Regions from separate parts of the Homo sapiens genome. Here all the other regions are linked to region 1. Evidence: chromatin contacts called from ENCODE Hi-C or POLR2A ChIA-PET data. All regions are on one chromosome and are shown on one strand. The core of a region is the stretch at or near the end of the contact, and the rest is flanking DNA. Distances in the headings are between cores, read along the strand shown.

Region 1 (3,439 bases), core at 615-3,114:
GGAATATTCAGAGGTAATGCTGTGTTCCTCCCATAGGATCGTATCAGGCGACACATGATTATGAATTTCCCCATTATTGGTGATGTCACTTAGTTGTGTTGTCTGCCGGGTTCTGCCACTGTAAAGTTAATAAGTATTTTGTAGGGAAGTGCTTTGAGACTAAATATCCTGTTCCTCATCAAACTTCTACCCCCTAGTTTCAGTATCTATTGCTGCTTTTTGGCTGAATAACTATGATAGTTGCCAAATAGTGGTTTCTGATGCTTCCATTCCTTCTACACTGATTGGTTGGTATTTTGTACAGAAAAGCTTTCTCATATCTGATTTACTTGTCTCAATATGGACCCATGGGTATTTGAGTTTCTTGTGGGGTTATTTGTTGTTGTTTTTGAGACAGGCTCACCCAGGCTGGAATGCAGCAGCACGATCACTGCTCACTGCAGCCTCGACCTCCCAGGCTCAGGTGATTCTCCCACCCCAGCCTCCCAAGTAGATGGGACTACAGGCATGTGCCACCAAGCCTAATTTTTGTATTTTTTGTAGAGACAGGGTTTCATCATGTGTCCCAGGCTGGTCTTGAACTCCTGAGCTCAAGCAATCCTCCCACCTCGGCCTCCCAAAGTGCTGGGATGAGCCACTGCGACTGGCCCCACTTAATGGGTTTTCAGAGGTGGGAGCAAAGAATGAAGGGAGGAAGAGAGCTCCCATCTTTTCCATTACTGTATTTACTTAAAACTGGAAAAAACTGAATCACTGGGATGGTATTTCATTTATCTTTTGAAATGAAGAATAGATACATTAATTTAAATGATTCTCTAAAGACTGTCCTTCAGCATCCCTAAAGCATTTCAACACTATAGGCACAGTTTTTATTTTATCTTTCTGGCACCTGGTTTGGGCTTTGGGCTTAGATTAAAAAGACGAGCCTTCTCCTGCCCCTGCTCCCTTTTATTCTCTGCCATCTGCTAAGCTCGACTTTTTATCTCTCAGGCCAAATTTGACTCTGCAAGGGACTTTGCATAACGTTTCATCCTCAGAATCGCTAATGATGGGCAGAGGACTGTTACATTTGTTGGGAGGGATTAAAGTATATGACCTCAGTGCCACTTAAAAAATAAATACTGTCTCAACTATGAGTCTGGCTCTGAATGGTATCTCTTAATATGCTTAATGCAAGAATGGTGGGTCGGGCGTGGTGGCTCATGCTTGTAATCCCAGCACTTTGGGAGGCCGTGGCTGGCGGATCACCTGAGGTCAGGAGTTTGAGACCAGCCTGGCCAACATGGCAGAACCCATCTCTACTAAAAATAAAAAATAAAAAAATTTAGCCAGGCATGGTGGTGGGAGCCTGTAATCCCAGCTACTGGGGAGGCTGAGGCAGGAGAATTGCTTGAACCCAGGAGGCGGAGATTGCAGTGAGCAGAGATTGCACACCAGCCTGGGTGACAGAGCAAGACTCCATCTCAAAAAAAAAAAAAAAAAGAAAGGTGCTATGCGGGGCTGGAAGGTGGCTCCAGGTGTGAAGCTGCTCAGGAAGTTGTGTGGTTTCAGTGTGAATCTAACAGAAGTGTTTCTGAAACTGATTTACCTTTCTAAGTCGTGTTAATTAGGGTGAGAGATAAATTCAATGTTGTTTGAAAAATGAGAGACAGTTTGAGACAGATGCACTGGAGCTATTGGAGTGAAACCATGTTCCTGAGGGCAGCGATCACCCTGAAAGTGGGTTTTGCACTGTGAAAGGGATTCATCTCCTGGTCTTGCAGGATTCATGCAGAGCCTGGCCTCTGTTAATGCTATCAAACCTATGTACAATGGGTCAGCCACCTCTTTTCATATAAGTTCATATTCTCTTGGGCTCTGGTAGGAAAATTAGGACTTGGAAACTTAGTGAGAAAGGGAAAATCTAACGTGCTAAGACATCCTACTTGGATGTAATTGATTCCTATCTTTGCTTAAAGACATACTTTAGTAGGAGTAAGGAGTTCTCTCTGTGGCTTAAAAGATGAGCTCAGGACAAGCAGTTTCTTTCAGTCTGTTCACAAAGGCCTGTTCTTTGGTTTGTGGCTGCAGCTGCTATTTTCAGAGCCTGGCTGCGTTGATGCGTTGCAGATTTGTGTGTGCTTCCTACTTTGGTCTACAGGTTGTGATTTGGGAACCCTGGTTAAGAGGTAGAAGAAGTGCTCATGGTGAATTTCCCAGGTGAAAACACTGAAACATTGCATCATGACTGCCTCATTTTATTTAAATAAGTGTCTTGGCTCAAGGTTGGACATTGTCTCTGTAGCCAGTGAAACACACTCCATGACCAGGTTTCAGGACAAATCACCACAGTCCGATTTAATACCCCACTGGGGACCCTGAGACATGGTAGCCTTGACTCCAGCCTCAAGCTTGGCATCTTTACCCACAGATGAGCCTCACACTGCCTTCATTCATTCATTCTCTACTTCCATTCTCTGAATTTGGATTTTGCCATTAAAATTTAATGTTATAGCCAGGTGTGGTGGCTCACACCTGTAATCCCAGCACTTTGGGAGGCCAAGATGGGAGGATCGCTTGAGTCCAGGAGTTCAAGACCAGCCTGGGTAACATAGCAGCATCCTGTTCATACAAAAAAATAAAAAATTAGCCAGGCGTGGCGGTGCCTGCGTGTAGTCCTAGCTACTCAGGTGGCTGAGGTGAGAGGATCGCTTGAGCCCAGAAGTTCAAGGCTTCAGTGAGCTGTGATCACACCACTGCTGGGTGACACAGCAAGACTCCGTCTCAAAAAAGAAAAGAAAAGAGAGAGAGATAGAAAGGAAAGAAGGAAGGAGAGAGGGAGAGAGAACGAAGGAAAGGTAAGAAAGAAAAAGAAAAGTAGCCGGGTGTGGTGACCCATGCCTGTAATCCCAGCTACCGGGGGAGCCGAGGCAGGAGAATAGCTTGAACCCAGGAGGCTGAGGTTTCAGTGAGCCGAGATCACGCCACTGCACTTCAGCCTGGGTGACAGAGTGAGACTCCTTCAAAAAAAAAAAAAAAAAAAAAAAGAGAGAGAGAAAGGGAAGAAGGAAAGAAGGGAGGGAGGGAGGAACATTTATCAGCAGTGGCACGCTTGAGAAACCCTCTAAGGGTGAGCAGAATGGCGAGGGCCCTGAAGAGCCCTGCTACTGACAAGCCCCCGTCACCCTCTTCAGCCTTGCTTCTCATTACCCCTCAATATTTTGTGGACGATTAAGGCCAACATTCAATCGAGCTCATTAAATTATGAGTTTCTGACAGGGTGCAGTGGCTCATGCCTGTAATCCCTTTGGAGGCCAAGACAGGTGGATCCCTTGAGGTCAGGAATTCAAGACCAGCCTGGCCAACATGGTGAAACCCTGTCTCTACTGAAAATTACCCAGGCATGGTGGTGAGTGCCTGTAATCCCAGCTACTTGGGAAGCTGGGGCAAGAGAATCACT
Region 2 (3,439 bases), core at 449-2,948, 360 kb before region 1:
AATGAACTTTATTTTTAGAGCAGTTTCATAGGTTTACAGAAAACTGAGCACATAGTACAGGGAGTTCCTTTATACCCACTTTCTATGCCACTCACAGTTCCCCCTATTATTAGCATCTTGAATTAGTGTGGTACATTTCTTACAACTGATAAACCAATATTGATACTTATTATTAACCGAAGACTGTTATTATGAACCAAAGCTTACATTATGGTTTAGTCTCCTGTTGTATAATAAATGTATGACATGTATCCACCATTGCAGTATCATACAGGATAGTTTCGCTGCTCTAAAAATCCCTCATACTTCACATCCCTTACCAGTGATTGTTTCAAAAGTGGATCCTGTGGCCAGGTGCGGTGGCTCATGCCTATAATCCCAGCACTTTGGGAGGCCAAGGCAGAAAGATCACTTGAGGGAAGTTTGGGCAGTATAGCAAGACCCCATCTCTACAAAAAATTAAAGAATTAACCAGGTGTGGTGGTGTGCACCTGTAGTCCCAGCTACTCAGGAGGCTGAGGTGGGAGGATTGCTTGAGCCTAGGAGTTCGAGGCTGCGGTGAGCCATGATTGCACCACTGCACTCCAGCCTGGACAACAGAATGGGACTCCATCTCAAAAAAAAAAAAAAATCAAAATGCAGATCTTTATTACAGCAAAACATACCTCCAAAACTGCAGATCTTCTGTCTCTCCCCTCACTCAGCCTCACCTTGTTCCACTATCTAGCATTCTGTTTCCAACCATACAGGTCTTTTTGTTTCAATCCCTCAAGCCACACTCAATTCTGTCTCAGAGTTTTGCTCATGTTGTTTTTTTCTTCATGAAATGTCCCATTCTACCTCCCGGCCCCAACTCCAGGTCTTATCACAGCTGCCTCCTTCCTAAACTGTGAGCTCCTCACTGGCAAAGCTGTGTTATTGTACCCATGGTACCCAGCACCTAGTGGATGTGTAATAAATGTTTGCTGAATAATATTAATAATTAAATTATTAGATGAAGAGAACAACAGCACAGAGTTTCACTTGATTGTGAGGAGCTTGGGAAGGGTACTGAAAGTTTGCAATGACGGCTAGGGGATGAAAGGGAAGGAAATGCTGATAGGAAAAATGCCTATTCAATAGGCTGAGAACACAGCTAAAAATCTGTAGAGGCGGCCAGGCACATTGCTCAGGCCTGTAGTCTCAGCACTTTGGGAAGCCAAGGGGAAAGGATTGCTTGATCCCAGGAGTTTGAGACCAGCCTGGACAACATGACAAGACTCTGTCTCTATAAAAAGAAAAAAGAAAAAAATTTAATTAGCTATGCATGGTGGTGTGCCCCTGTAATCCCAGCTACTTGGGAAGCTGAGGCAGAAGGATGCTTGAGTCCATGAGTTTGAGGCTACAGTGAGCCATGATCATGCCACTGCACCCCAGCATGGGTAAAAGAGTAAAAGTCTGTCTCAAAAAAGAAAAGAAAATTTGTAGAGGCCTCAACCCATCAGATGGTGTCAGGGGAGAGCGCTGGATGAATAGTTACAGTGATAAAGAGTTTAAGATTTGCAGGGTGGAACTGTTCTGGTAGTGACAAAGTACAGGGTGTGGCCATAGGAGTCCACTGAAGAGAACTGGAAGTGAAGACGCTGAGTATGAAAGGTCAGGAAACTAAGAAGCTGGGTCATTGAGTGGGTGGCCTACAAAGTCAGCAAAATCTCCCTTCCGCCCAGGAAGAAGAAGTGAGACAGGTATTTAAGAAATATGGCTGATGGATGACAGAGATGAAAGGAGAGAAGATGACAAGTTGGATGTCATGGACTTCATTGGGGCAGAGGTTTTTCATAGGGAAGAAATTGTTAGAAGGGTCTTAGGGAACTGGAAGAATGTTGTTGCTAATGCCTCCCTGTATTGGGGGCATGAAAGAATAAATAGCTTCTACTCGAAAGAAGTACAGGGGAAGTGGTAACCTCAGGGGAAAGCCAGGTTTCAGTTCAGACTAGAAGGTGAGGGAGTTTGCAAGGTGTCTGGTTGCACATAACAGAAATCAGCTCCAGCTATCTGTGGCCAGTAGTGAGTGACGGGTTGAGGGAGTTGGGTATCTTGGACAGTTGCACAAGATGGTAGCCACAGGCCTATCATTATGGGTGAGAAGATGCTATGATGGTCTTGATGAGCTGGGAAGACACTCCAAAAAGGTGTCCACTTTAGATAGTTCTGTGAAGAAGTTAAGGAAGTAGGAGAATTCACCAACAGACAGGGGTTCCATAGGACACAAATATTAATGGAATGTCTGGGGAAGTAGAGAGAAACAGAAGTACAGAGAAATATGGGGATTAGAATGGTCTGTGGGTTCCAAGTGGTGGTATCAGGAAGGTGGTATCTAGAATGGTAGGTACAGGAGGACCTACAAGCACATGGTGACATTTGTCGTGTCTGTCTAGCCCCTATTCTATTCCAAATATCTGTCTGCTCCCTAATTCGTCTTCATCCATTGAATTAGAGTTTCTTTCCTTTGTGTGTGTGTGGGTGTGGGTGGGTGGGGGGACAGAGTCTTGCCCTGTTGCCCAGGCTGGAGTGCAGTGATGCAATCATAGCTCAGTGCAGCCTTGAACTCCTGAGCTCAAGCAATCCTCCCACCTCACACTCCTGAGTAGCTGGATATACAGGGGCACCACCACACATGACTAATTTTTTTAAAAAATTTTGTAGAGATGGGAGTCTCACTGTGTTGTCCAGGCTGGTCTGGATCTCCTGGCTTCAAGCAACCTTCCCACCTTGGCTTCCCAAAGTATTGGGATTACAGGCATGAGCCCGGCTGAATTTGAATTTCTGACTTTCTTTGCCTCATCCCCTTTCTTTGCCCCAGAACATCTCTTAGAGCTTCACTGTGCCACCACGACTTCTGCTACCTCCTTAAGAAGCTGCACCCTGGATTATTTCTTAAACACCCACTGTGCGGGTTGGATGCTGACCCAGCCTGCTCTACTGAGCCCTGTGAAGCCCCCACCATCTTCTAACTTACCATATTATATTGTAATATTTTTGTGTCTCTCTTGTGTTCTAATCTATGAGTTTCTTCAAGAGCAGACATTATTTCTTGTTCTTATTTACAGTCCTCCCCTGTAATGTCTAGCACATTGCTTGTGACCCAGGCAGGGATGGACTTGTCGAATGACTGACTGAATGACTGAGTGAGTGAATGGACTTTGATCTCTTATTGTCCTGTTCCTGTAGTCTAGAAATGTTAGACTCAGAGGTACCCTCTCTGGCAAGACTTTCCCTTTCTTGCCCACCCTTTTATCTGATTTCCTGGTTTTGATTTCATGCTTGCCAGACATAGACCATTTGCTGGGCTAAAGAAACCCAGCTTGAGAGATACCCTGTCCCAATTCTTCCTGGCCTGCTCCTCCCAGGATCCTCCTAGAATATGGGTCTGAGACATATTGAATGTTTTCTCTACTTC
Region 3 (3,439 bases), core at 264-2,763, 270 kb after region 1:
TGGTGTTTATTTTATGCATTAGAAAATAAAAGACCTATTAGTTACCTGCATGTATTTGGTAAAAATAGGGCTTGTGCAGTTTCATACCTCCATTCTATTTCCCCACTGGGGATATAAAGAAACAGTAAATAATAGAGACTTTCAAAGGGCAAGGATGAACAGGAAGTAATCCCTTATCTGCATTTTGTTCGCTTGACTTTTTTTTTTTTTTTTTTTAGCGTCATTCAGTAACGCTTTAGGCTACCAAATGTCCCATGAGTCTTCCGATCGAATCCTACTGAACACACCCATACAAGCGTTGACATTTATGAGCATAGCAGCATTTTCATGACATGTTTCACAGGTAACTTTTTCTGTGTTAGATGTTTAATTGGCCCAAATTTCTAGGAAGATAAAGGATTGCATGGCAGAGTCGTTAGCAACCAAAATCTACTCGTTTTCTTCCCTCTCTGAAGGACTGAATATTTTGCTCGTTATATGGATATGCGTTTAAGCATCTTGATCAGTGGACTTATATTTCTTATGCTAGGGAAGTTGCATAAAACGGGCTCCATGGATGACACAGTAATATGATTACCCCACGTGTTCATTCTCTGATTCCATGGTGTGCTGTCCTTGGTGAGGGGGCGTGGCAACACCTCATGGGGACAGGGTAAAGCTCTAAGTCTCCCTGCAGCCTGGATAGTGACGGCTAAGGAGAAGGATATGGAAGACGGGGAGAAATAGGATCTGGCTGTGGGGGGATATGTTTTCAGAGATGTGTGTCTGAAAGAAGCCGCAGCTATTTTCTGATCAAGTTGCTCTTTGCACTGATGTTCCATGCATTTTTTTTTTTTTTTTGCTTAAAGTTGATCTCATTCCTAAAGCCATGCTTTAAAGAAACCTTCTGTTCTCTGCCCAGAAAACTACAGCCGACCTACCGATGTGGTTGTATTTAGGTTATAACCTGCTCAGGGAGTTGAGAAGGTGCCGCACACCCAGTTATAAGATGCTAGGGAGCTGACAAAATCAGCACATGGAAATTTCTTTATCTAATATGGTTCTAGACAATCAGATCAGCACTCTTATCCCTATTGCTAAAAGGCAGCTTTGTTTAGTTTCTTAGGTGACCCCCAAATAAAAGGAAGTAGGATGTGTGTGCTGGGGGTCTCTCATGAGGGACCTTCTGAAGTATTTTGCTGGGTGTCTGCTAGCTGGGCACGGCTACTGTGTGTCTGCTGAGCTTCCACCGCTGACCCACTTCTATTTCCTTCCTCCTGAGAGGCGATCTTAGCATCTCTGCTCAGGCCTCAAGCAGAGGTAGAATTCAATAGCATTTGTTCCCAGGAGTCTTCTCTCAGATAAAAGCAAAAAACAAAAAACAAACCAAAACAAAAACAAACAAAAAACCCCCAACTCCCTCCCATAGTTTAAAGACAGCTTTTATGAGCAAGGATCTGGAGCTCAGCCACGTGTCCCTGAGTCGCTGTTCTGCGGAGGAGAGTGAGCTGATGACAAGGCTCCGGGGCCCACACCGTGGTGCCTCATGTTAATTACATGTCGTGGCACGTTCACTGCACTTCCTTCCCCACCTACCTGATGTTATTTTCACTTTCAGCCACTTTTTCAGGCACTCTTGATGAACAAACTGCAGGCTTCCCACACAGCCGCAAGGCTCCAGGAGGGGGTTGCTTGGGGAACCCCCGGCTATCTGACAGATGCGACACAAGTCTCCCTCCTCCTCGGAGTCCTCCTCCAGGAGACTAAATGTGAAAACAAGCCCTCGTGACCAGGAGGCTACACGTTTGCAGTTTCTACAAATACCAGTTCCCAGAGCATTGACAGAGAAGGAAGAGGGCTCCTGGTACTCACCCGCTGCCCCCTCTGACCCTAGTGAGATGATTTTTGATAACACAGGCACAAATTCTCTCTTTTTTTTTGAAACAGAGTCTCACTCCGTTGCCCAGGCCGGAGTGCAGTGGCACAATATTGGCCCACTGCAGCCTCAACCTCCTCAGGCTCTGGTGATCCTCCCACTTCAGCCTCCCAAGTAGCTGGATTACAGGTGCATGCCACCACACCTGGCTATTTTAAAAATTATTTTGTAGAGATGGAGTCTCACGATGTTGCCCAGACTGGTCTTGAACTCCTGGGCTGAAGCGATCCACATGCCTTGGCCTCCCAAAGTGCTGGGATTACAGGTGTGAGCCCCTGGGCCTGGCTGAGGCACAAATTCTTGTAACAGGCTTCTTTGCAATTGTCAATACGTGTGAGCTGACATGGAGGACCAGCACTGCCACCATAAATCAAGAGGTAAAGGGAAATGGCTACAGAATCATTTTCAAACTGGAGTCAAGGCCAGGAGCCCCTCTCCCTGCCAGGAAGTTGGTGGGGGTGGCATACTGGTGAGTGCATGGGATTCGTGGTCAGGGGGCCTGGGTTTGAGGCCAGCCTCTGAAACTTGTGAGTTGTGTGACTTTGGATAAGTTCCTTAATCTTCCCAAGACCCTGTTTCCTCATCTGTACAATGAGGGTCATGGTGATAACACCACTGCCACCTACTTCCTAGGGCTGTGGCCAGGCTGGCTACGTGTGACAATGAGGAACCTGTTCTGCAAACTGTAAAGTACATCTAGTGTCTGGCAAGGTGTTGTGCACAGAGTTCACTTAATAGATGTTGGTTTAGGTGGATGATGAACCAATAAACCTGGACACAATCTCCCGAATAACACCACACATGCCAACAAATGACATCAGCATTCCAGAATGTAAGCGGCTGGAATCTGATGAAGATAAGAACTAACGAAAATGTAAGTAAAGATATTTGTGTCTAATAAATGGTGAGTGAAGAATAGCTGGTCGATGTTCATGTTGGGAGGTTTTAAGAAGCCTAAGGCTATTTTCTTTTCTTTAGAGTCCTCACGGGACTGGGGGCCATCTGGTCAAGGAAAGGAAACTGGCTAGAGACTAAAATCAAAAGAGGAAGAAATGGACATTGCTCTGGATGGAGAAATATATGCTCAATTTCTTGAAAGACTTTTTTCCCCATGAAAGGGCAGCTCAGTGTAAAGAAGCAGAATTACAGTTTTCCATTATGGACATTCTCAATAACTTAAAGACATTTTCAACATTCAGACTTCAATACATTTCAACATAATTTCCATATTTTCGTAAGTAATCAGGAAGAACATGTGTACATGGGAGTGAGTGCTCCAACTGGTGAAGATAAACTAGAGAGAGATCTTGCAAGTTTGAGAAGGTAGGCAGAAAAGTGGTAGAAGATTATTTTTTGTTGTTGTTGTTTGTTTTGAGATGGAGTCTTGCTCTGTCACCCAGGCTGGAGTGCAGTGGCTCGATCTCAGCTCTCTGCAACCTCTGCCGGATTCAAGCGATTCTCCTGCCTCAGCCTCCCGAGTAGCTGGGATTATAGGCGTGCACCACCACACCTGGCTAATTTTTG

What was found. Hi-C counts contacts between places; a loop is a spot of excess contacts on that map. ChIA-PET counts read pairs that join two places held with the same protein, here RNA polymerase II (POLR2A). Pooled maps may share reads with other maps.
Region 2: a loop to region 1 is called in a pooled map, with 5 times the contacts of the local background. The contact joins two enhancer-like sites. A Hi-C loop is called at or near these places in 5 of 37 single-sample maps with no recorded cell type and 3 of 50 pooled maps.
Region 3: a pooled map shows a loop between it and region 1 (5-fold over the local background). The contact joins two enhancer-like sites. A Hi-C loop is called at or near these places in 4 of 37 single-sample maps with no recorded cell type and 3 of 50 pooled maps. POLR2A ChIA-PET finds 5 or more read pairs at or near these places in 1 of 52 experiments (activated B cell).

What each region holds. Positions count from the first base shown.
Region 1 is chr17:62,452,252-62,455,690 of GRCh38, forward strand. It overlaps METTL2A (methyltransferase 2A, tRNA N3-cytidine), which reads left to right. Exons shown (of 9, transcript NM_181725.4): 9 at 1-1,134. Among named protein-coding and RNA genes, the nearest start is that of TLK2, 25 kb to the right of the region's middle. Within about 2 kb of position 1,865, at least 3 of the 41 ENCODE cell types and tissues checked have a DNase peak (open chromatin) inside an H3K27ac peak, as active enhancers do.
Region 2 is chr17:62,097,098-62,100,536 of GRCh38, forward strand. No RefSeq gene overlaps it. Among named protein-coding and RNA genes, the nearest start is that of MED13, 34 kb to the left of the region's middle. Within about 2 kb of position 1,699, at least 2 of the 41 ENCODE cell types and tissues checked have a DNase peak (open chromatin) inside an H3K27ac peak, as active enhancers do.
Region 3 is chr17:62,723,363-62,726,801 of GRCh38, forward strand. MARCHF10 (membrane associated ring-CH-type finger 10) reads right to left here. Exons shown (of 11, transcript NM_152598.4): 7 at 1,576-1,742. The region is part of intron 2 of MARCHF10-AS1 (MARCHF10 antisense RNA 1); the gene reads left to right. Among named protein-coding and RNA genes, the nearest start is that of MARCHF10-AS1, 19 kb to the left of the region's middle. RefSeq lists an enhancer at 1,567-1,646. Within about 2 kb of position 1,514, at least 8 of the 41 ENCODE cell types and tissues checked have a DNase peak (open chromatin) inside an H3K27ac peak, as active enhancers do.